Linked DNA regions of Mus musculus: all the other regions are linked to region 1. A link is a loop called in an ENCODE intact Hi-C map of the cell type or tissue named here. Cell type or tissue: heart. All regions are shown on one strand. Region 1 overlaps 3110082I17Rik (RIKEN cDNA 3110082I17 gene). Region 2 has its middle 18 kb from the start of 4930500L23Rik. Region 3 holds the start of Gm26285 (a small nuclear RNA gene). Region 4 holds the start of Zfand2a (zinc finger, AN1-type domain 2A). Region 5 has its middle 7.1 kb from the start of 3110082I17Rik.

Region 1 (5,000 bases):
CAAGGCTGTTGGGAGATGGTCCAGTTTTCTTCTCAATCTCCAGAGTCACCCAGCAAGCCTTGCCTGTTAGCATGGGACAGAGGCTGCCTGCTCCGCCAGCCCTGGATCAGTGCAAACCATGAGTGGTGATGGAGATGTGGGTGGAGGAACCCTCAGGGTGTGCCATTTGGGAGACTGCTGATGCTGCACTGGCCCCAAAGTGTCAGCCTTCCTTGGCTTTGGTAGGGACAGCAAAGAGCTGAGCCCACCATCCATACAAGGACCCTCCGTGGGTGCAGCATTCGCTCAGGCCAGTGTGCATGTTTTATATGCATGCCTGAATGAGCATTACATATGTACCCAGAGTTCAGAAGAGGACTTTGGGCCCTCTGGAGCTACAATTACAAATGATTGAGAGCTACCATGTGGGTGCTGAGAACCAAACCCAGGTCCTCTGTAAGAGCAACAAGTGCTCTAACCCACCGAGCCATCTCCACCCAGCATGTGTGTGCCACACCCTACCTCTCTTTTAAAAAAGAGCTGGAAAAGAGGGCAGCTCTAATCCCGGGACTCCAGAGGCTACAGAGACAGGAGAAGTGCCAGCCTGGGCCACGTACCAAGTTCCTCTTTGAAAACCAGGGGGCTGGAAAGATGGGGGTCTCAGTTTAGAGCACTTGTCCCTCTTCCAGAGGATCCAGTCTCAACACCAGTACCCATGTGACCAAACCATCCCGTTCTCCAATAACTCCAGTTTCAGGGGACCTGACACCCACTTCTGACATCAGAGGGTACCAGGCACACACATGCGTGTACATATATGTGGGCAGAACATCTATGCACATAAGTAAATATTTTAAAAAGTAACAACAACAACGACAAAAAAGAAACAGGAGGTGGAGAGACGGCTGTCAGTCCAGCGCTTGCCCGACAAGCAGGAGGACCGGGGTCAGATCCCATGAGAGCCCCCTGAAAGCTGACTGTGGCGGTGTGTGTTTGGAATCCCACCGCCAATACGCGGTACTAGGATGGGCAAGTGTTCCACGTTGCCTGGGTTATGCAATGCTGGGGCTAGAAGCCAGTGTCTGCATGCTAGGCAAACACTGTACCAACTGAGCCCCAGCCCCAGCTCCCATTGCCTAACTTTGATGTGTCCTTTCTCTCTCTGTCAAATCCCAAACGACAGAGTGATGGCACTGGGATGTGGTTTCTTCAGTGGCTACAGATAGAGACCTCCCTCTACAGTCTCCACAAGGGCCAGCATGATCCCCCTCAGAGATCCAGTGGAAAGGCAGTGTTAGGTTTTGGGGCGGGAGGCATTTCGGGGGAACACTGTGATCGGTCACTGTAGAGCAGTGGTTTTCAGCCTGCCTTCCTGATGCTGCAGTGCTTTGATACATGTTGTGGTGACCCCACCTCCAGAAAATTAATTTGATTAATACTTCCTCACTGTAGTTTTGCTACTATCAAGAACTGTAATGTGACTAGCGGGCGGGGGGTGGCGGGGCGGTCCCATTGGTTGGGGGTTTGTGACCCACAGGTTGAGAACCGCTGCTGGATTAAAAGAGTTGCTGACATGAGCAAGCAGGCAAAGGCTTGGTGGATCCTCCAAGAGTTCAAACCCAGTGCCAGAGACAGCATGGTGGGGTCTCTGAAGAGAGAAGTCAGAGCCCATTTAGCAGAAGTGGGGATCTATTCTTGTAGTTTCTGAAGATGGGGGAAGTTGCATAACAGAGTCTGCCATGTGGCTCATTCCCAGCAGGGGCAGGGGCAGGGACTCAGTTCCCCATGTGAGAGATCCCAGCACCTGGGATTGCATACTGACCTGACCAGGGCCTCATGCACTCAGTCAGCCTGCCTCCCTCTCTCTCTCTCTCCCTCTCCCCCTCCCTCCCCCCCTCTCCCTCCCTCCCCCTCCCTCCCTTTCTCCCTCCCTTTTTCCCTCCCCCTCCCCCTCCCCCTCCCTCTCCCCCCTCCCTCCCTCCCTCCCTCCTTCTCTCCCTCCCCCCCCCCCCCAGAGTTGGGTTCCTGCAGTATCTGTGCTAGCCTCAACAGAGACTGAATTCCACGATTATGATCTTGGTGGCACCTTGTCTCTCTTGTACCAACTCGATCCAGGAACCATGGCTCTCCTTCCTGGAGGACACACAGGCTGCAGAGCCCCCGGAGACTTCAGCCAGTCCTCAGAGCTTGTAGTGTGTGTGATAGGCCTCTCAGCAGGTGTCTGCAGACAGCATCTTTAGACCCTAAGACCAGGATCCTGGCCTGGGGTTGCTGAGGTCATGTCTTATAGACAGTGGGAGGCTAATACCCCCCTCCCCAGATCATCATCTCACTACTCCACTGCCTGTCTTCTCCTTTGATGGACCTTGGCCCTGGTGGCTCTGTGCATCCCCACCCCATGTGGTTGTGGGGTCAGAGGCAGGCCTGCCAGCCCCGGGGGTGGGGGTGGGGTGGTGTAGGGTGGCTGTCTGCTTTTTTTTCCCATTGCTGCAGTTTATACAAACACTCAGCCACACAGCCTCTGGGACTTGGCCAGAGCTAGTCGGAGCTGGTAGCCAGGGCAACCAGACTCCCCTTCTATCCCTGGGCCTAAGTTAACCCCCCAAACTCCTTTCCTTGTCCCCAGAGGGCCCTCAGGCACCCTGCCCAGGATGCCTCCTCAAATTGGGACCTCTCCAGCTGAGGAAATACAGGGTGACTGTGAGGGAGGGAAGCAAGCGTTTGCCTTGGGCCTCAGGAGGAGGCTACCTTGCGGAGGAGAAGGGTGTCCTAATGTAGCCTCTAGAACCCCCGCTGGCCAGCTCCTCTGTGGACTGGGGAGGAACTGCTCTTTTCTGAGCAGACATGGGTGTCAGGTGACCGAATTGTGGGTAAGGCTTCCCTGGGAGGAGGGAGCGCTTCTGTTTGCTGTGTCTTGTTACTCTGCCCTGGGGCTGGAACTAACAGGAACCTGGAATCAGGGGGAGCTCGCCCTTCCTGGAAAGGCTCGGGTGGCGTGCTTGGGTTCCTCACCATGTCCCCACACCCTTTCCGGGTTTCCAGCTACATCGGAATCAACACTGGTTCTGCTTTTTCCAGGAAAGACAAAGTGGGCTGACCGTGCTGGGCCCTGCTGAACGCCTCCCTCCGTGGTGCTGTCCACCACTTTGCTCCTCTGAGAGGGAGGGAGAGGGCAGGTTGTGGGCTTCCTGGGCAAGATGCCTCCAGAAGTGCTGCTTCACAAGGCCAGAGCCCCACCATAGCCGAGGTCCCACTCTACAGGGTCTTCACTGAGAGGTGTCCCTAGCAATGGAGACCATGTCAGCCCCCACCTGGGTCTTCAGGACTGGCTGGAGCCAACAGCCAAGAACTGTTCCAGAAAAGAACAGACAAGATGTCCATGGGGCTGCTGCCCTCTAATGGCTGCTGTGGGTACTGCACAAGGCTCAGGAAACCATGAAGGAATGGGACTGTGGTCCGTCCACTTGAAACCTGTCAGGTAGATCAGCCTCTGAGCTGTGAATAGAAGAGTGGGTGAGCAGTGTTTTGTCTTAGAGCCATACCCACGCCCAGCTTGACAGCCTGTCCTTGTCTTTCAGGTGCAGGAGGCCAGCCCTGAGTTGTCCCCAGAGGAGAGGAGAGTCTTGGAAAGGAAACTGAAGAAGGAACGGAAGAAGGAAGAGAAGAAACGGCTGAGGGAGGCGGGCATCGCTGCTACACAGACTGCCAAGGTTCAGACGCTGCCAGCCAAGCCCTCGGCTGCCACCCTGGCTCTGGAGTACCTCCAAGGGTAAGCACTATTGTGCTGAATCCAGTACATCCTGCCACTGCCCATGGCACTGGGTAGAAGCTGGTCCATTGTAGCAGGGGTAAGAGTGGTCCAGCCCAGGTACTGGGGAGGCCCCTGCCTGCCCAGCTCTGTATCCACAGAACTGCCTGCAAGCACATCCCCTCTTCTCTTTACCCTGTGGAGGTGTCCTGTGGCTACTGTGTGTCCAGACGCACCCCACTCATGACTGAGCACTGAAGACAGGCATTCTAGGTGGCATGATGACCCAGCCCTAAACCACAGGAGACTGCAGACTGTGACAAACCTTCAACTAGGGCTCTTCCTAGGTGTTTTGTTTTTAAGATTTCTTTTGGAGCTGGAGAGATGGCTCAATGGTTAAGAACACTGGTTGTTCTCCCAGAGGATCTGGGTTCAATTCCCAGCATCCACATGGCAGCTCACAATTTGATGCCCTCTTCTGGCCTCAGCAGGCACAGTTAAGAATAACTAAAAATATTTAAAGCAAAAAAAAAAAAAAAAAAAGAAGAAGAAGAAGAAGAATACAAAAATGTTTTTAGGCAGGGTTTCTCTGTGTAGCCCTGGCTGTCCTGGAACTCACTTTGTAGACCAGGCTGGCCTCGAACTCAGAGATCCGCCTGCCTCTGCCTCCCGAGTGCTGGGATTAAAGATGTGTGCCATCAATCATAGCAGGCAACCTTATTTTTAATTCTGTGTGCATGTACATATGAACACGCATATCTCTAGAGAGTGCTCAGGCTCAGCACCCTCCATGCAGGAGGCAGAGGCCACAGTGGAGAGAGCAGCCTGTCTCCCAGTTAGATCAGCTTTTAGGCAGATCAAGGGGACCCAGATGCAACCTTGTGGAAAGGTGCTTTGGCAGGAGCTGTAGAGGCAGAGGGCTGTCCTTCACCCCAAAGCTGGGGCCGTAGCAGAATTCCTTGCCACTGGATGAGCTAGAGAGTGGCCTTCTGTTAGAACCAGTGTTCCTCCCGGCCCTGCTGTCCGGTGCCCGTGGCACATGAGGATCACTTAAAGCAGGTAAAGGTTCAGGAAGGGGCGTGGAGATTCCCACCCACAGGCTCATAAGCCAAAACAAGCCTCAGTCCCAGAGTGCTCTGGAAGACCACAGAGGCCAGTGGGCCTTAGCACAGTACCTTCTGGGAATCAGATCAAGTACGGTGCGGCAACTCCTTCATTGTAGGCTGGGTAATGTCTCTGTCAGGACTGTAGCCCGGGCCCAGGTGGCAGTTGA
Region 2 (5,000 bases), 140 kb before region 1:
AGCTGAGAGATCTGCCTGCCTCTCCCTCTTAAATGCTCAGATTAAGTCATCCACTACTGTGCTCAGCTCAGTGGGGCCATTCTTATTCAAACCACCACAGAGACCCTGCTTCAAAAAAACACCAAAGGGTTAAAGAATTAACTCAGAAGATAATGCAATGAGCAAGCGTGACAACCTGAGTTCAAACCTCTGGACCCACATAAAGTTGTCTTCTGGCCTTCAGACATACAACAGGCTACCTCTTATCCCCTCCACACACCATACACACATGTACAGACACAATAATACATAAATAAAAATAGCCAGATATGGTGGCACATGCATTTAATCGAAGCACTTAGGAGGAAGAGGCAGGTGGATCTCTGTGAGTTCAAAGCTATCTTGGTCTACACAGAGAGATCCTACCCCTCACCCTCCCCCCCAAAAAAACCAAATAAAATAAATAAATAATTGCAGTATAAAAATCAAAATCAGAAAGAAAGAAAGAAAGAAAGAAAGAAAGAAAGAAAAAAGAAAGAAAGGAGGGAGAGAGGGAGGGAGGGAAGGAGGGAGGGAGGAGAGAGAGAGAGAGAGAGAGAGAGAGAGAGAGAGAGAGAAAGAAAGAAAGAAAGAAAGAAAGAAAGAAAGAAAGAAAGAAGAAACTAAGCCAGTGGTGGTGACACAGGATGGTCCTCCCAGTTATTCAGGAGGCTGAGGCAGGGGGATCATGACTCAGAGGCTAAACTGGGCTTTAGAGTGTGTCAGAGTAAGCTGCTGTGGGCTCCATTTCTTTCTTTCTTTTCTTTCTTTCTTTCTTTCTTTCTTTCTTTCTTTCTTTCTTTCTTTCTTTCTTTTTGTTTTTTTGGTTGTTTTTTTTTTTTTTTTTTTTTTTGGTTTTTCGAGACAGGGTTTCTCTGTATAACTCTGGCTGTCCTGGAACTCTGGAACTCACTTTGTAGACCAGGTTGGCCTAGAACTCAGAAATCCGCCTGCCTCTGCCTCCCAAGTGCTGGGATTAAAGGAGTGTGCCACCACGCCCAGCATGGGCTCCATTTCTAACTCCACTAAAAGAAAAAGAGAAAAGAGGAAGGAAGGAGGGGTGACTTAGAAGCCAGGCACGGTGGCACAGGCTGTAGCCTCAGCAGTCTGGCTGAAGGCAGAGGATTAGAAGTTTAAGGTCTAAGAAGTTTAAGGTCAGTCTAGGAAATGTAGGGAAGCCCGATCTCAAGGTAAAACCACCAAGCACGGCAGCAACAACAATAATAACAAAGTTAGTCTCCAGTGTAAAGTCTGCACGAAGCAGTACCACCTCTTATTACCCTGCAATTAAATAATCTCCCAATACATTAAAAGCGGTGGACGCCATCTTTATTATTTCTCTTTAAAGTTATTTACACACAGGATGGAACTTACATCTTATTTCTATTTTATTTTCTTTCTCCCTGGGCTGAAACACTGCCCATTTGTCTCTTAGATCGTCTGTTTTCTTTACTGTGCAGAGGATCTAATATATGGGCTGATTTTATTAGTTTGTATCTTCTATTAAATTATGTTCATGCAAGATTTGCAAGAAAAATAGCTGCTTGGCTTGCTTGGGAATTAGAGACTTAATTTGGGAGGTTGATTCTCACTTAAGAATTCAGTCGCTAAAGTGAAGTGTCAGAAAAACACTCTGCCGGGGGACAAAAGCAGATGCCCAGGACACTGGGTCTTACCCTTTCTCTAACTGTAAAGAGTACCTGATGAAATTGTTTTCCTTAGACACTTTTAAGTACAAGGGACAGAGACCTGAGGGAGCTGTGACAGGAACGGTGCTGAAGCACTTGCAGGTTCTGGAGCACGCTAGAAGAACAATGTATCACCGAGCCACACCCCAACCTCCCCTTTACTAAAGTGCTCATCAAATGAGCCACGCCCCCAGCCCCTCATTGGGGGATTCTAGGCAGGGCCTCTACCACTGAGCCACGCCCCCAACCCCTCATTGGGGGATTCTAGGCAGATGCTCTACCACTGAGCCACACCCCAGCCCTTCACTGGGGGATTCTGCACACACTTTCAATTCATGAGTCACATTCCCAGTCCTGTTTTACTTTTTGAGACAGTGTTTCCATAAGTTGCCCAGACTGGCATTGAAGTCACTTTGTATCCCAGTCCTGCCACAGCTTGGCAAATAGCTGGAGGTAAAAACCTATGTTGCCAGGCAGAGCCCTTAGTTCAAATTATTCTCATCTGAAACTGAGGCTCTACCAATTTGATGGGATTCGCCCCTTCCACCCATTTTGCAGACAGGCTCCTGACAAGGCATCCTCTTCTGCAGGTTTGCTGGACTAGGGTTAGGGGTGTCAGAGATTGGGTCAAGTCCACCCGACCTGGATATAGTAAAGTCCCTTGGATAGGTTCTAGGAATGTGCACACACATACGGGGGTGGTGGTGCAAGGGGATGCCCAGAAACAACACCGTGTGGAGGGGTTTTATTATTTCAGGTTCCTGACAGGGAAACTGAGGCGGACAAGGGTTCACTGAGAATTAAGGCTCCTTAGGATGACAGCATCATCTGCTTCTCCACAGCTAGAATGCAAGTTCACCAGAGTAGGACAGGTGTCATCTCTGATAGCCTACAACCAGCCTCCCATGCACTGTGTTCTCAGGAGACACTGTTAAGTGGTTGGTGCTGGCTTCCAATATCAGGACAGCCATCCAGCAACTACCTGTAGCCAGTGCTACACACGCTGAGCCCAAGGGGAGGGGTTAGCACACATGGAGCACAGAGTTCAAATGATGGGAACTGAAGGGAAGGGAGATGTAGGGAAGTAGGTAGGAGTGGGAAGGGGTCATCAATAGCTCAGCAGTCATTTTGATGACCAACTGTCCTGCGGTTGGGAGCCCTCCATGCCCTTGCAAAGCCCCCTCTGGGCTCTGGACTAGCCTGGTGGAAGGTAACTCTGTGACTAGCCGCCGCTGCAGAGGAAGGTGAGTCCTTGCTTTGGGCGCCCAAGATTAGCAGCCCTGCCTCCTTGACTCCTGGCTATCTATCTGAGCCCGTGTCCTGCCAGTCTCTAGCCACTAGGTGGCAGGCGCGAGATGGGTTGGATGCACCGTGGTGCGAACTGCGCTGTTTGTTTATCTGCAGGTTTTGCGCGGGGGGGGGGGGGGGGGGGGGGGGAATAGAAGCAGAAAGAACTAATCACAGAAAAAGACAATCAGGGCTGAATTCCCGGAAATGAGTAGTTTATACCTCAGAATTTATTCAAAAAGGTTAGCTTCAACAGCCCACTAGCTGTTTCGGGATTTTTATTTTGCTTTTTAAGTAAAAAATAATTTAATGCGCGTGTGTATTTTGCTTACATGTATGGGTACCACGTACATGCCTGTGGAGGTCAGAAGAGGGAATCAGATCACCTGGAATTTGGAGTTACACACAGTTATGCGCCACCATGAGGGTGCTGGGAATCAGATCTGGGTCCTCTGGAAGAGCTACCAGTGCTCTTAACCACCGAACCATGTCTCCAAACCATATTTTGTATTAAGACAGGGTCTTGGAATACAGTCCGGGCTAGCTTCAAATATGCAATCCTTCTGCCTCAACTTCCTTAATGCTTGGATGACAGGCCAGTGCTATTACCCACGCTGGTAGGGGCTATCTCTGAATCAGTGGTGTGGTCACCTCTGGTCTCCTGGCCGCCAGGGTCTCTCATTCAGGAGACACTGGGCTGACTGAATGGGACAACTTTTGGTCTGCAGAAGCCTCGGGCTTGCTCTGCACCTGGCCCGGCAATATGGATTATGCCCAGTAGAAAGCGGCTGATTTCCTGCCTTAAGCAAATTCTCCATTAGAAGACAGAGATCCAGCTCAGCAGAGCTTCTGATCAATGCCTTCTCTCAGAATATATCTACTGAGTGGTTGTGGTGGCCCAAAGCCCTGCAATTCCCAGCACTCTGGATGCTGACACGGGAGATGCTGAGTTCAAAGCTAGCCTGGACTGCATGGTGAGACTCTGTCTCAAAATTTGAACTCCCCCTACATAAGAAATGCTTATTGATTTATAAAAGTATTTTCATATTAGTCAAAAAGTAGAAATGATCCAAAGATTTACCCAGAGAGAGATAAATGAATGAGTAAAATGTGGTATCACTAAATGGGAATATTACTCAGTGGGACATAAGTTACTGATACATGGGTTGCATAAACAGGAATCTTCTGAGCGGGTTCTCTAGAACTGTGGGTCTTGACCCCCGTGGGAGGGTTGAGCCATCCTTTCACGGGGGTCACCAAAGACCATTAGAAAACACAGATATTTACACTGGGATTCATAACACCAGCAAGATTATAGTTAGGAAACAGCCATGAAAATAATTGTATGGCCGGAGTCACCACAACATGAGGAACTGTATTCAAGGGTCGCAGCATTAGGAAGGTTGAGAATCACTGCTCTAGGAGAACAAAACTTATAGAATGAATACACACACACACACACACACACACACACACACACACACACACTCGTGTAATATATAACATATAATATAATATATAACGGGCTGTGGTCCAGCTAGTCCAACAATGGCTTTCTACCAATGAAAAGCCTAAGAATCCAGTAGTTGTTCAATTCACGGGGCTGGATGCCTCCCTTGGTCTTCAGTTCAATCCTGAAGACGCAGGCTGTAGTGCCAGTAGAGGAATAGACTTTCTGGCAAGAGTAAAAGCAAGCAGGCAAAGAGAGCAAGCATCCTTCTTCCATGCCCTTTATATAGGCTGCTAACAAGGTGTGGTCTTCTGCTGGTAAGTGTGTGTGTGTGTGTGTGTGTGTGTGTGTGTGTGTGTGTGATTGTGTATGTGTGTGTGGTTGTATATGTGTGTGTGTGATTGTGTATGTGTGTGTGGTTGTATATGTGTGTGTGTGTGTGTGTGTGTGTGTGTGATTGTGTATGTGTGTGTGGTTATATATGTGAGTGTGTGTGTGTGATTGTGTATGTGAGGATGTGTGTTGGGAGGGGCCCATGCATATGTGTTCATTGGCAT
Region 3 (5,000 bases), 80 kb before region 1:
GAGTCTTGCTCATCTAGGGGATGTTTCTGTGCCGGGCTTCCTCATGCCTGATAGAGAACAACTCAGCCACTGTAATTGGAGAATGGTGGTTGTTTTTCCTGAGTTGCATACGATTGATGTAAAAAAAAAAATTAGTAAGTACAGAGATAATGCTCAGGAGTAATTGAGCGCACTTCTATCTCCCTCAGGTGCACCATAGTGCGTGTGGGACAGTGTGAACCACACACCAGCCTGGGAACTATATGCCTACATAGATCTATATTCCTGCTTTCCATTTACCGGGGAATCTAGTTCCATTTCCCTCCTCCCCTCAACTCTTCTCTCTATTTCATTTTATTATTATTATTATTTTAGGTTTTGTTTGTTTGTTTGTTTTTATTTTTGTTTTTGTTTTTGAGACAGGATCTTACTGTGTAGCTCTGGCTGGGTTAGAACTTGGTGCGTAGATCAGGCTGGCCTTGAACTCAGAGAGATCCAGCCTGGCTGTGCCTCTCTGAGATGAGAGGCGTGTGCATGACCACAGCCAGCTTTATTTTCTCTTTTAGCTGTCTGTATGTGCATGCTCATGTGTATGTACATAGGTGTATGAGTGTGTGAGTTATGGAGGTTCATGCTGGGTGTCTTCCTCAATCATACTTCATCTTTTTTTTTTTTTTGTTTTTTGTTTTTTGTTTTTCGAGACAGGGTTTCTGTGTAGCCCTGGCTGTCCTAGAACTCACTCTGTAGACCAGGCTGTCCTCGAACTCAGAAAGTCGCCTGCCTCTGCCTCCCAAGTGCTGACTTCATCTTATTTTTGAGACAGGATCTCTCATTGAACCCAGGGCTTGCTGACTGGCTAAGCTAGCTGGCCAGCAAGTCCTAGGCTCCCTCTTCACCTCTCCAGTGCTGGGGCTGTAGGCCCATGCACAGACACACTTGTTTTTTTACTTGATTGCTTGGGGTCCAAACTCAGCTGCCTGTTCTTATACCACAGGTGCTTTACCGGCCAAGATATCTCCCCAGGACCACTTCCTCACCATTTTTGAGACAAGTTTTTATTCTTTAGCCCAGGGTGGCCTGGAATTAGTGACCCTCCTGTCTCTGTCTCCTGAGTGAAGGGACGGCAAGTTTCCCCTGCCTGTCTGGTCTTTGGAGAGTGCATTACAGGATGCAGGTGTCCCCTGGCTACACCCCAGCCCACTGTTCCTTGTGGGGGCATTCAACAATCTATTACTTAAAAGATAAATGTGGATCACAGAACTCTAGCTTCTTTCTGCCCCAGAGATATAGAAGACTTAAAGTAGAATTGGGATCCCAGGGCTAGTAGCAGGTTTTGGTACAGGGCCCAGATTTGTCCCATCTCTACTAAGTGGGAAGGGCCAATTGAGAAGTTTTGTGTGGGCCAGGGGAATCCACAGACCCTCACAGCAGAAAAACACATTCCACGGTAGGAAGGGAACCGTCTTGTAAGCCAGCTGATGAGAGAAGACGAGGTAAGGCTGATGAAGAATCAGATAGAAATCCTGGGAGTTAAGTACAATTATGGCATCAGAAACAAGCAGAGTGAGATCCAAGACAAGGCTCGGTGGAGAGAGCGTGAGGATGTGGAGTGCAGATGGGCGGAAGTGACTTGACCTGTGGGCAAGCAGGTAGAGAGGAAAGGTGGAGTAAGGGGGAGACCTCTCCAGCAGGGCAGGGCCCAAGAGATACAATGATTTCAAGGCAACAATGCTGAGGTCTGAGGAATTTGTGAAAGACTGTCAAATATCCAGACTGAATGGAGTAAGCTCACACCTGCACACACTGAATGGATTAGCAGAATGTCAGAAGAATGACACTGGGTTAGAGAGATGGCTTAGCCAGGGCATTGTTCGCTGCATGAACCATGAGGGACTGAGTCCCAACCTCCAGGGCCCGTGTACACAGCTGGGCACATGGGGGAGATGAGAGGGATCGGAAGGTAGCGGCCCCTTGTCCTGCCAGCCTGGCCACCCAATTTGATCTTAGACCAAACTGGTTCAGCAGAATTGCGTTGTGACCATCGTACACTCTAGATGGCCGGCACCCCTCCCCCACCCCACTAAATACAATAAGAAAGTTTGTCCTAGAAGTTCCAGGCAGGGGAATTTGGCCAGCAAGGCATGTGAAGGAGAGAGAGAGGCATACTCGCTTCCTGTGGCTCATCCACGGTGTTCTGTGGCCCCTGGGCCCAGTCACTGTCCTGTCTGGGACTGGACCCCTGCCCCCAGGAGAAAAGTGTGTGTGTTGGGTGTAGCTTCTGACTGAAGGAGGTGCTGTTGGGAGAAGGCTGTACTCCGTCCGCCTCAGGGCAGGCGAGTAGAAGCTCTTGTTCTGTGGGAACTCAGCAAACTGAGGCAGAGTGTTCCAGGGAAGGTCAGGGTTCTAATTAGGCAGCCTGCACAGTGGGGACCGAGGACCCACCAGGTGGTGAGGATGGTTCCTAGAAGTTTTGGGTCTCTAGGAACCAGATTAATGAATGAAGTGTTTTTTCCCATGTCCTGAAGCCAAACAAAAAGAGATAAAAAACAAAGTCCTTGTGCCTTTTCCCCTCTGGAATCCCACAGATCATTCTGTGGAAAGAGAATGATGTCGGGTGCCTTGCCTTGGCATAGATCGGAGCTTGCCCCTTCACTGGGCAGTGCCGGAGAGCAAGCGTTGAAAAGGCCTGTCCTGCCCTGGGTGAGTCCACAAGGGGGCCTGCTGCAGTTAGCTCTGGAGAGGAGTCAGTCTCTCCCTGCTCCAAAGCTGATGAGGAAGAAATAGATCTATGCATTTGAGGGAGAGATGACTCTGTGTGTGTGTGTGTGTGTGTGTGTGTGTGTGTGTGTTCGTTCGTGTTCGCTATCATGTCTACCTGTCTAGCTGTCTGGTCTACAAGCTTCGGCAGTTCTCTTGTCTCTGCTTCCCATCTCCCTGGAGGTGTGCTGGCATTCCCAACGTGGGTTCTGGGGATCTAGACTCAGGTCCTTCTACCTGCACGGCAAGTACTTTACCTGCTGAACCAGTTTTTCATCTTGTTTTTGTGACAATCTCATGTAGTCAAGGCTGACCTTGAACTCCCAACCCTTCTCCCATCAATTCCCAGAACCCCTGCTGAATGTCTGTGTTTGTTGGGTTGGTCGAGGGAGCTCCGTCCTGTGGGCTGTCCAGGTTCTGCAGTGCTAGGCAGGGGACCTGGGGCCTGGTGATGCTTAGACACTCTACCAACTGCCCCCAGTGCCAGTGCAACAACATTCTTAATTTTTTTCAAAACAAAGCTTTCCACCCCTTTTAAAAATAAAACAAGCCCATTGTAAAAATACCAAAAACATGGAAAAGTTTGGCAAGAAAAATGTTTGTATGTTTTATCATTTTTGTCATTTTCTCCTTAGGCGTGGCCGACCTCGGTCTTCACACTGAGGGTTTTCAGTGACATTGTCTGTGGCTAGAGCACAGCTGATTATAAGTTTAGAACTTGGACACACACACACACACACACACACACGCACGCACGCACACACACACACACACACACACACACACACACACACACACGCGCAGAGCTGTATGCTGTCATGTGGGTGCTGGTACTTGAACCTGTGCCCTCTCGGCTGGAGAGAGCCATCTTTCTCCAACCCTGGAACTCTGTTGTTTTTTAGGCTGAGTGTGGGAATTAGATTCTTCTCTCAAATTGTTCACAGAATACCTGACAAGAGCGGCTTAAGGGTTTGTTTGATCTGAGGGGACAGTCCATTCCAGTGCCGGAGACAGCAGCGGGACTGTGCCATGGCTGGTCACATTTACACATCAAGCAGAGATTAGTGCTGGTGCCAAGTTAAAATTCCCCCCCCCCCAATTCTTTTATTAGGTATTTACTTCATTTACATTTCAAATGCTATGCCGAAAGTCCCCTATACCCTCCCCCCCACCGCTCTCCTACCCACCCACTCCCACTTCTTGGCCCTGGTGTTTCCCCTGTACTGGGGCATATAAAGTTTGCAAGACCAAGGGGCCTCTCTTCCCAGTGATGACCGAGTGGCCATCTTATGCTACATATGCAGTTAGAGACAAGAGCTCCAGGGTACTGGTTAGTTCATATTGTTGTTCCACCTATAGGGTTGCAGACCCCTTAAGCTCCTTGGGTGCTTTCTCTAGCTCCTTTATTGGGGCCCCTGTGTTTCATCCAATAGATGACTGAGCATCCACTTTTGTGTTTGCCAGGCACTGGCAAAGCCTCACAACAGACAGCTATATCAGGATCCTTTCAGCAAAATCTTGCTGGCGTATGCAATAGTGTCTGCATTTGGTGGCTGATTGTGGGATGGACCCCCAGGTGGGGCAGTCTCTGGATGGTCCTTCCTTTTGTCTCAGCTCCAAACTTTGTCTCTGTAACTCCTTCCATGGGTGCTTTGTTCCCAATTCTAGGAAGGGGCGAAGTGTCCACACTTTGGTCTTCGTTCTTAAAAATATGGAACGCTTCACAAATTTGCGTGTCATCCTTGCGCAGGGGCCATGCTAATCTTCTCGGTATCGTTCCAATTTTTGTATATGTGCTGCCAAAGCAAGCACAGAATTTTCCTTTTTATTCAGTCCAGGATCCCAGCTCATGGGATGTGCTGCCCATGTTCAGGTCTGCCTTTCTCAAGTTCTCCTCTCTAGATGCTTTCCTTGAAGTTGTGGCCAGAGGCTCAGCTTCTAGATGGTTCTGCACACCATTAGGTTGACAGTCAAGATTAATTGCCAAAACAGGTGATTGAGGTGACATCTAGACACCTGGGCCAGCAGCCCATCCTGAAGTGTCTTGTTTGCAGAAGCCCAGGTGCTTCACATCCCGGTTTTGAGGCAGCCTGGGTGGCCTGGGCCAGTGGCTTCAGCTTTTGTGCAATCTGATCCACAGCTTGATGGCGTCCTGGCCCAGGTTTCCAATCCAGCCTGTATTTCAGAGGCCTGCTGTACCTCTGGCTCTGGGTGGGTGTGCCATGGAGTTACTGTCTTAAAGGTCTGTTGGACACTTGCTGGGT
Region 4 (5,000 bases), 120 kb before region 1:
CCTTTAAGCTTCCTGAAGAGAGCAACTGGGGCTGCTCTGTAAGAACTCTTTCTCTTCAGGCAGTCACTGGCCAGCTTAATAAAGACTCTCAAATTCCAACTCTGGTTTTGTCAAATGGTTCTGGGGGTGGGGGGCTGTCTTTGGCCAACCATGACCAAAAGCAACTCTTACACTTCAGGGAACAGTCTATCATTGAGGCAGTCACAGAAGGAACTCAAACAGGGAAAGAATCTGGAGGCAGTAACTGAAGCAGAAGCTGTGGAGGACCACTACATACTAGCTTGCTCCTCCTCCTCCTCCTTTTTTTTTTTGAGATGGTCTTTCTACGTAGCCCTGGATGTCCTGGAACTTGCTATGTAATGTTGGCTAGGGGGCTGGAGAGATGGCTCAGGGGTTAAGAGCACTGACTATTATTATTATTTTTTCTTTTGGTTCTTTTGAGACAGGGTCTCTGTATAGCCCTGGCTGTCCTGGAGCTCACTTTGTAGACCAGGCTAGCCTCGAACTCAGTAATCCGCCTGCCTCTGCCTCCCGAGTGCTGGTATTAAAGGCGTGCGCTACCACGCCCGGCCGGCACTGACTATTCTTCCAGAGGTCCTGAGTTCAATTCCCAGCAACTGCATGGTGGCTCACAGCCATCTGTAGTGGGATCCGATGCACTCCTCTGATATGTATCTGAAGACAACTACAGTGTACTCATGTAAATAAATCTTTTTTAAAAAACAAAGCAAAAAGTAATGTTGGCCAAGCTGGACAAGAACTAGGAGAGCCACCTGCCTCTGCTTCCCACATGCTGCGATTATAGGTGTACACATCCAACTGGCCTGATTTTTACTTTCTTATAGCACCTAGGATAATCAGCCTAGGGGTGGTACTACTCGCAAGGAGCTCAGCCCTTCCATATTAATGACTAACTTAAAAGTACTTCCTAGGCCAATCTTATAGAGGTTATTTCCTGAACTGTGGTCTCCTCTTCTCAGTTTATGTCAGATTGAGAAATAAATAAATAATTAATTAAAAACATAAATAATCAGGACAGAGCAGTAGTATTCTGGGTCTATTAGCCTAGCCCACAGATCTTTGGTATTCTCGAGCTTGGGTCAGCAACACTTGAACATCTTTCTTTCTTTTTTTTTTTTTTTTTTGGTTTTTTTCGAGACAGGGTTTCTCTGTGTAGCCCTGGCTGTCCTGGAACTCACTTTGTAGACCAGGCTGGCCTCAAACTCAGAAATCCGCCTGCCTCTGCCTCCCGAGTGCTGGGATTAAAGGCATGCGCCACCACCGCCCGGCTTGAACATCTTTCTTTCTTTCTTTCTTCTTCTTCTTTTTTTTCTTTTTTTTTTTTTAAGATTTATTTATTTATTTATTTATTTAAAGTACACTGTAGCTGTCCTCAGACACTCCAGAAGACGGAGTCAGATCTCATTACGGATGGTTGTGAGCCACCATGTGGTTGCTGGGATTTGAACTCCTGACCTTCGGAAGAGCAGTCGGGTGCTCTTACCCACCGAGCCATCTCACCAGCCCTGAACATCTTTCTTAAATCACATGCATAGTCCGTGCTCCAGCAACTCTGGTAACAGAGATACAGGCATTTTGGGTATCATCTTGTAATTCTTCTGTAGACTGGACCTCACTTTTCCAAGGCATGTTTGTTCAGATGACCTGTCCCTGGCGTTCTGCCTCCCCGAGTCCTGGGATCCTTACAGCTTCACAAATGGGCCATCAATCTGTGCATACCGCGATCCCAGCCCTCAGGGAACTCCTACTGAGACACAGGATTCTCACGTCCGGCCGGGTCCTGTCTCAGGCTCTCAGGTACAGGCAAGCCTGTCACCTCACCCAGAGCTGCCTCACCACGACTCAGCCTAAGCTAGAGATGTTGCCTGACTGTTCTAGAAAATAGGCGGGGGGATAGGGAGGGACGAAAAGGCCGTAGAACTGCTGGATTGGTGACATGTAAGTGACGTCATCACGGCGCCCAGCCCTCTGGGGGTCATAACACGAAGGAATTGGCTGGCCTTCGATGACATTTTGGGCGCGCTGGCGGGCCGACTCTAGATGTTAGGGGATTGGTTGGTGTTGGTGTGGCGTCATCAGAGCGCGCCGGGAACGCCCAGGATGTATGACTCTGGATCTGTCGGCTGGGGATAAATGGCCCAGGCTGCTGCAGGGGCAATGCTACGCTTTCCGGCCTTGAGAGAAGTCGGGCGCTTCGCGGCGATTGGAGCTGCAGTTTCTACTGCGGTGTCACCGGGATAACCACAAAGGGCACCGCTTGTCTGTCTCCGCCTCTGACTACCCGTGAGTGCCAGGTACCGGTGTGGTTGCGGGCCGCTGGGGCCCGGGGAGCTGGTGAACTAGGGGCTGGCGTCTCCGCGCTGTGATTTCTCGTGGCCTGGCCATCAAGGAGTTACTGTCTCAGCACAGTGACATCTCACATCCCCAGGTCAACTGCCCTGAGCCATTGTCGCGGCAGCCAGGCATAGTGGTTGTTGCAGGCCTGTAGTCTCAGCGCTGGGGAGTTGAGTTATTAGATCACAAGCTCCAGGCTAACCTGAGCTAAGTAGTGAGACACACTTTCATGAAACAGTCTACTAGCAGGGCATGGTGGCTCGTGCCTTTAATCCCTGCACTCCAGAGGCAGAGACAGGCGGATCTCCGAGTTGATAGCCAAAGTGATCTACAAAACGGGTTAAGGGACAGCCAGCACTACAAAATAGCGTCTGTCCTAGGCCCCCGGCCCCCTGTTTAAAAAAGGGGGGGGGGAGAAAAGAAACAGTCGGTGGTCATTTGGTAATACGTCACGTGCTGCTTGCTTTGAACAAAAACATTTCATAATGCGGATTCTGTTGTGCACGACTTAAAAGGTTTCCTCCCCGACAGGAATGAGATCCACCCTAACCACTAAATGCAGTAGGAAAGGAAGGGGGAAGGGTGGGAAGTGAATTGGCTTAGAGGTGTTAGAGGTGACGTTTGAGGAAGTGACACTGTAGACTGGTCCTTGACAAGTCAAATAGATGTCTTCTGAAGCCTGAGAGTTCTCAACAAGGAGTAGATAAGAAGTTCCCAGCAGAGAAAGTAATAGAAAGATGTGAAAAGCTCTTTGGGGACTTGACCTGTGGAAAGTGCAAGAGTTTCGAGTCATTTGATAGGTGACAGGACTTGGAGGAGACTTTGCTTCAAGCCTGGTCTCCGGGATGCCAGCCTCTCTGCTTGTCTGTTTCTTGTGGTTAATTAAAGTGCCGCTTGCCTTGATCGGCCCTGGCCTGATGTCATTATGGCGTGTGCACAAAGTAAAACTGAAGGCATGAGGGAGGGAGAGGCAAGGGACAGCCTACTCTGGGGAGCATAGTCAACTGATGCCACTTAGCACCTGGCACCGAATCTTGTTGATGTCAACAAGTGTATTGAGGAGTTGAGACTGCAGCTTGAGTTCCAAGGAGACCATAATTTTCAGTGGCAGCTATGGACTCCATACGGGAAGCCTTTCTTTCTCTCACCACATTTGTTTTGTTTTTGCCAGAGCTGGGGATTGAACCTAGAACTTCCCCCTCCCACATGCTACGCAGAGCATTCTCTTATTAACCCAAGGCTTGGTATTTATGATGAAACGACCACTTTGCTCTTTGCTGAGAATTTATGAGATGGCAGTCTTTCCCATGGCCCCAGGATGGTTTGGGTTTCCCGTGCTTCTCACAAATAGCTTCTCTGTGCTCTTTGGCTGCAGGTGACAGGCCCTGGGGTCCAACTCAGAACCTCATTCTCTTCTAATTCCCACAGGTGATACTTAAATACATCTGTGTTTTTGGACAGCATTTATAATGGAGTTTCCTGACTTGGGGAAGCACTGTTCAGAACCAACTTGCAAACAGCTAGGTAAGAACTTTTGGGGGCTCTTGCTAGGGAAACAGCATTACATTGGCTGCTCTGCGGAGGACACCTGGCTGGTGCACTCTCTCGCTAGTTGGCCTCTGTCCTGGTTTAGCTTCTCAGCATGAAAACTCTGGTGCAGGAACACAGGGTCTGCTCAGAATTGCAAGTTAATGACCCCTTAAGGCCACGCAATAGCCACCAGGGCTTTGCAGATAACAAAGGCAGCTTGGATGGTTGCGATGCCACAAGAGATGATATCTGTGTTGAAAAGACGTGAAGACATTTGTGGGGCCTTCATTGTCTCTTGACCTTCCTGCATTTCTACCTTTGGGACTGGGGTTGTTGCTCAGGTGGTACAGCACGTGTCCAGCATGTCTGAAGCTCTGGAGAGGTGCAGGCAGGAGGAGCAGAGATTCAAGGTCCTCCTAGGCTACATATGAGTTCCAGGACAGCCTGCACTAAATAGGACCCTGTCTGGGTTGTTTGTTTGTTTGTTTGTGGTGTTTGTTTGTTTGTTTGTTTGTTTCTTAATTTTATGGCCCAAAGTTGTTTTCTCTCACATGTGCCACCTCCGGGATGTGTCTGTCTCTCAGACTCCAGTTCTTCAGAGGACTTACCGTTTTATCCTGATTTTTGTTTTTTAGATTTTCTGCCAATAACATGCGACGCCTGTAAACAAGATTTCTGTAAAGACCATTTTTCCTACGTGGGTCATAAGTGTCCCTTTGCGTTCAAGAAGGTAACATGTCATGCTGGGGTCTGGACTGCGCGGCTACAGCTCTTCCATCCAGCTGTTCTGTGCAGGCCAGAGCATGGTCTGTGATGGCCGCGCTTTGAGTTTTGAACGGGTGGGTTTGTTACGTACATATGGCAAGCCAAAGTAAAAACAAGCAGAAAAGTAGGTAGAGAGCTAGATGGATGGGTAGGTGGGTATTATTGGCGCTCGGAACATCCTGCAGAAACAGACTGGGGAGGTTGGCAGACTCAGCTGGAGTTCCCAGTTCAGCTTCCCCACTGGCTGAGCATCCCCTGCTGAAGTCTTCTGGCTTCCTGACCCCAGGGCAGGTACCTTTCTACCTCAGGATAAGCAATAGTTCCCTCTGTTGGAAGTAGCTTTTCTTCTA
Region 5 (5,000 bases), 100 kb before region 1:
CCTTCTACCACTAAGAAGTGCTGGTGATGGAACCCATGGTTTCACCCAGGCTGGGCAAGTGAGCAGCTTCAGCCTCCAGCCCACTTTCTACTTTTGATAAACTCTGCTTCTCATCGGCTTGTCCTGAGATACTTTTCTGCATTGAAGCCTAAGATCTGGTTTTACCTGAATCAAGGTCCCTAAAAGATTTAAAGAAATTTGGGGCTGGAAAGATGGCTCTGAGCACTGGCTGCTCTTCTAGAGGTTCGAATCCCAGCACCCACATGATGGCTAGCAACCATCTGAGATTCCAGTTCTGGAGAAATTGATGCCCTCCTCTGGTCTCTGCAAGCACTGCATGCCAAGGTACACAGCATGCAGAAAACACTCATATACCTAAAATTATATATAAATGGTGGTGCATGCCTTTAATCTCAGCGTTTGGGAAGCGGAGGCAAGCGGATCTTTGTGAGTTCAAGGCCAGCCTGATCTATAAATCAAGTTTCAGGTCAGGAGAAGCCCTGTTCTGAAAAGGCACGCACTTGGGCCTGAGTGAGCAGGGCTGGGGCGAGAGTTGACTCAGCGGTTAAGAGCACCGACTGCTCTTCTGGAGGTCCTGAGTTCAAACCCAGAAACCATATGATGGCTCACAACCATCTGTAATGGGATCTGGCACCCTCTCCTGATATGTTTGAAGACAGCTACAGTGTACTTACATATATAAACAATAAATCTTAAGGGGGGGGCGCTGGTGAGATGGCTCAGTGGGTAAGAGCACTGACTGCTCTTCCCAAGATCCTGAGTTCAAATCCCAGCAACCACATGGTGGCTCACAACCACCCATAATGAGATCTGGTGCCCTCTTCTGGTGCGTATAGTGTATACGTACAGCTATCGTGTACTTACATATAATAATAAATCTTAAAAAAAGAGAAAAAGCACACAATTTTTTTTAAAAATGGAAATAAAAAAGATTTAAAGAAATTCCTTGGGCTGCTACAAATTAACAGAATGGAACCCTATCCCTGTTGCTGCTGACAGGACTGCCCAGACACTGTATCAGTGGGCACAGCCCAGTAGTTCACCAGACTGTTCAAATGTGTCACTGTCCACCTGCCAGTCAATTATAGCCCTGCACCCCCAGAGTGTAAATTCAACCTGTATTTGTGTGTGTGTGTGTATCTGCATGTTTCACCAGTATATATGTCTGTTCACCTGTATGTACCTGCTGTCTTTGAAGGTCAGAAGAGGGTGTCATATCTCCTAGAAATGACAGTGCACACGAGCCACCATGTAGGTGCTCAGAACTGAACCCAGGTCCCTGGAAGAGCAGCAAGTGCTCTTAACCTTGGAGCTCTCTACAGCCCTGGAAGCAGCTTTATGGGGGGGGGGGTTGGTTTGGTTTGGTTTTTAGTTGTTATTCGTTTTTGGTTTGGTTTGTTGTTTGTTTTCCCAAGACAGGGTTTCTCTGTGTAGCCCTGGCTGTCCTAGAGCTCACTCTGTAGACCAGGCTGACCTTGAATCACAGAGATCTGTCTGCTGAGTGCTAGGATGGATTAAAGGCACATGCCACCTCCACCTCAACCTCTCGAGTGCTGGAGTTCTGGGATTCCAGGCAAGAGTCACCTCACTTTTGTGGAGAAGCTTGGGATCTATGCTTGACATAGGCTGTCGCATTAACTAAAGGTGTCGTTCTGTCTCTAGTGGGACAGATATGTCGGCAATTGCTTTGGCACCTTAAACTCAGAGACGTGGCTTTGGGAAGGGGTGTCCTCCATGTCTTGGCTGCCGTCTCTCTTCTGAACTGACTTTCACTGTCACAGCTAGTGCGTCCTTGGGTGAGGCTCACAGCCTGGCTCTCTTTCAGAGAGAAACTAGGAACAGCAGCTTGCCATTGGAGCATGAGGTGCAGTTTCCGTCCTTTTCACAAGATGTCACCAAAAAGCCTTCATTGGAACGGAGGTTGACAGAGCCACAGGCCCTGGGAGGCACTGAAGCTGGGTAGTGTCCTGAAGACTGGGTCTGAGCAGCCATCCCTCACCTCACTTCCATAGCTACAGACTAACAAGCATCTCTTCTGTTCCTCAGCTCCAAAATCAGGTTGGGAAGTGGCTCTGTGGGTGAACTAGACTTCCTTTCCCAATACAAGCTTGAAAGGGGGGGATTTTGATGTCCTCTCTGGCTTACTACTATCTTTTTTTAAAGATTTATTTATTTATTTATTTTATGTATATGGTACACTGTAGCTGAACAGATGGTTGTGAGCCTTCGTATGGTTGTTGGGAATTGAATTTTTAGGACCTCTGCTCACTCCTGTCGGTCCCATTGGCTCTCCTCAACTCCGCTCACTCTGGTTAACTTCGCTTGCTCAGTTCCTGCTTGCTCCAGCCCACAGATTTATTTATTATTATACATAAGTACACTGTAGCTGACTTCAGACACACCAGAAGAGGGTGTCAGATCTCATTACGGGTGGTTGTGAGCCACCATGTAGTTGCTGGGATTTGAACTCAGGACCTTTGGAAGAGCAGTCAGTGCTCTTACCTGCTGAGCCATCTCGCAAGCCCTCTTTTTTCGTGTGTGTGTGTATATGGTATGCATGTGTGTGTATGTAAGTATATGTATATGCATATATGTATGTTTGAGAGTCTGTGTGTATGGTGTACATATGTGTATGTATGTACACATGTGTGTATGTATGTGTTTGTATGCATGTGTGGTGTGTATATGTGTATATGTGTACATATATGTGTGTGTGCGGTATGTATGTGTGTGTGAGTGCATATAGGTTAGAAGTTGATATAAGGCATCTTCCCTTGATCACTTTCTACTTTATTCACTGAGTCAGGCTCTCTCAGTTGAACCCAGAGTTCACTGATTCAACTAGTCTGGCTAGCCAGGTTGTCCTGAACTCTGTCTCTGCCTTCTGAGCACTGGGATTACAGGCAGCCGCCTTGCCCGCCAACTTGTTCACTTGGATCCTGGGGATCTGAACTCGTGTTCCCACACTTGTGCAGCAAACACTTTATGCCCTGAGCCACTCCCTGGCCCACATGCCCAAGGTCTTGAGAGGAGTGTGAGAGGGGAAGCTGGCCTGGCTTCTTGTCTGAGATAAGGAGTGGCTTGTTTTATTTCCCTGGCTCGGGGGTTGAGAGCACAACCACATCAACTCACCACAACTGCTCTTCCAAGGGACCCAAGTTTGACTCCCAGTACCCACATCAGGAAGTTAACTGAGCTTCAGGGAATCTGACCCCTCTGGCCTCTGTGGGCACCTACACTAGTGCACATCACCACACACAGACACCCACTGTCTTAGTTACTGTTTTACTGCTATGAAGAGACACCATGACCAAGGCAACTCTTACAAAAGCAAGCATTTAATTGGGGCTGGCTTACAGGCTCAGAGGTTTAATTTGTTATCATCATGGTAGAAAGTATTGCATTGTGTAGGCAGACGTGCTGGAGGAGGAGCTGAGAGTTCTACGTCTTGATCCAAAGGCAGCCAGAAAGAGACTATCATCCTCACTGGGTGGAGGCTGAGCACTAGGAGACCTCAGAGCCTGCCTACACAGTGACACACTTCCTTCAACAAGGCCACACCTATTATAGCAAGACCACACCTCCTAATAGTGCCACTTCCCATAGGCCACCACATTTATACACAGTTTAAAATCCCTCACAGATGTGCCCCATTTATGTTTTTGCTTTGGTTTGGTTTGGTTGGTTTGGTTTTTTGAGAAAGAACTTATCTGTGTACCCCTGGCTGTCCTGGAACTCACAGAGATCTACCTACCTGTTCCTCTCAAGTGCTACCACTGCTGGACTGTTTTGGGGGTTTTTAAGTTAATTTCAGATGTAGTCAAGTTGATAACCAAGTATAGCCATCACACAATCCCTTCAAGTTGTCCTCTGACCTCCACACAGGCATCTTGGTAGGCATGTGTACATGTGCACACATACTAAATAAATAATTAAAAAATAATTTGTAATCATATCACTAAGGGACTGGAGTGCGTGGCTGTTAGTTCTTCTCTGAAGAAGCTGTTCACTGTCTTCTGGCATCTACACACACACATATTGCATGCATGCATACAGACAACTGTGGAGGCCTAGGTAACTGTTACCTGGCTAGTCTGCCACTATAAGGAAGTGTTCTCATATGTTTCTGCTGTTACTAGGAAACTTTATAATGCCAAGATTGATTAGATATGCTGTTATGTTCTGTGCCCTTGGAAACCAGTCATGATAGAAGTCAGTAGAACTGTTTTGTATTGTTACCCACAATAAGCTTGGACTGGAACCAACCACCCTACAGCACTTCCTGCACCCATATTTGAGCTTTTATGGTAGTTGCTTTTATAAACTGCCCCTGGGATGGACCCCAATATAAGAGAGACACCTGCACCAATGTAAGAAACTACTTGGAATAAAACTTCCATTTTGAGTAGTGGTCCAGTAACGTTTAAGTTTCCAAGACTTCCTTGGGAACTGACATCCTACTTGGCAGAAAGAGACATGTGTGTGAGTAACTGACATCCTGGCTGGCAAGTTAGGACATAAATATTAGACAAGGCAAGTCCCCTGTCATAGTTGAATACCCCAACCACTGGGAGCAGGATAGATAAGTGTACAACAAAGACACGTTGCTAATGAAATCCCCTATCCCTAAGTTCTGATTGGTGGAATAACTTGGCACAGATGTTTCTGGATGTTGGGCTTAAGAACCCTGTAGGATCTTAAGTTGGGGTCACGGTTCAGTTCCCGAATCTGGACCATGGCCCTGGATGACCAGTCCTGGGGTGTGTGCTCAGTAAACTCTCCCTGGCAAACTGAGATCGGTGTTCATGGATTTTGTGAGGTGATTCTGGGACCTCAACAACAACAACAACAAACAAACAAATAAATAATTAAGGGAACAAGGAAAGGAAAGAAAAGCCAGTTTTATTCCATTTGAGTTTGGGCCAGAGAGTCTTAGCACGTGGCTAGGAGGATGCAGTCTGTCTGAGTCAGCAGTGCTG

What was found. A loop is a pair of places that touch in the nucleus more often than their neighbours do. Peaks named below come from ENCODE experiments on the same cell type or tissue, not always from the same donor. Only the 100,000 strongest peaks of a DNase experiment are listed, where the experiment ranks them.
Region 2: a loop joins it to region 1, with 8 times the contacts of the local background. A loop is called at or near these places in 16 of 42 quality-filtered maps.
Region 3: a loop joins it to region 1, with 3 times the contacts of the local background. A loop is called at or near these places in 5 of 42 quality-filtered maps.
Region 4: it touches region 1 in a loop (2.3-fold over the local background); 2 of 42 quality-filtered maps call a loop at or near these places.
Region 5: a loop joins it to region 1, with 5 times the contacts of the local background. A loop is called at or near these places in 20 of 42 quality-filtered maps.

What each region holds. Positions count from the first base shown.
Region 1 is chr5:139,362,721-139,367,720 of GRCm38, reverse strand. It overlaps 3110082I17Rik (RIKEN cDNA 3110082I17 gene), which reads left to right. Exons shown (of 5, transcript NM_028469.3): 3 at 3,558-3,748. Among named protein-coding and RNA genes, the nearest start is that of Mir339, 4.5 kb to the left of the region's middle. In heart, no CTCF peak of the experiment used is centred here; DNase peaks (open chromatin) are centred at 1,008, 1,700 and 2,970; H3K4me3 peaks cover 672 bases; H3K27ac peaks cover 2,006 bases.
Region 2 is chr5:139,503,309-139,508,308 of GRCm38, reverse strand. No RefSeq gene overlaps it. Among named protein-coding and RNA genes, the nearest start is that of 4930500L23Rik, 18 kb to the left of the region's middle. In heart, a CTCF peak has its summit at 3,025 (motif pointing right); a DNase peak (open chromatin) is centred at 3,038; H3K27me3 peaks cover 2,221 bases.
Region 3 is chr5:139,443,147-139,448,146 of GRCm38, reverse strand. All of the region lies in intron 2 of 3110082I17Rik (RIKEN cDNA 3110082I17 gene), which reads left to right. It overlaps Gm26285 (a small nuclear RNA gene), which reads right to left and starts at 4,548; the gene lies at 4,442-4,548. In heart, a CTCF peak has its summit at 2,687; no DNase peak of the experiment used is centred here; H3K27ac peaks cover 5 bases.
Region 4 is chr5:139,481,581-139,486,580 of GRCm38, reverse strand. Zfand2a (zinc finger, AN1-type domain 2A) reads left to right here and starts at 2,090. Exons shown (of 7, transcript NM_001159908.1): 1 at 2,090-2,304; 2 at 3,784-3,879; 3 at 4,521-4,615. The coding sequence starts at 3,825. In heart, no CTCF peak of the experiment used is centred here; a DNase peak (open chromatin) is centred at 2,040; H3K4me3 peaks cover 1,825 bases; H3K27ac peaks cover 1,404 bases.
Region 5 is chr5:139,465,107-139,470,106 of GRCm38, reverse strand. No RefSeq gene overlaps it. Among named protein-coding and RNA genes, the nearest start is that of 3110082I17Rik, 7.1 kb to the right of the region's middle. In heart, a CTCF peak has its summit at 1,910; a DNase peak (open chromatin) is centred at 4,995.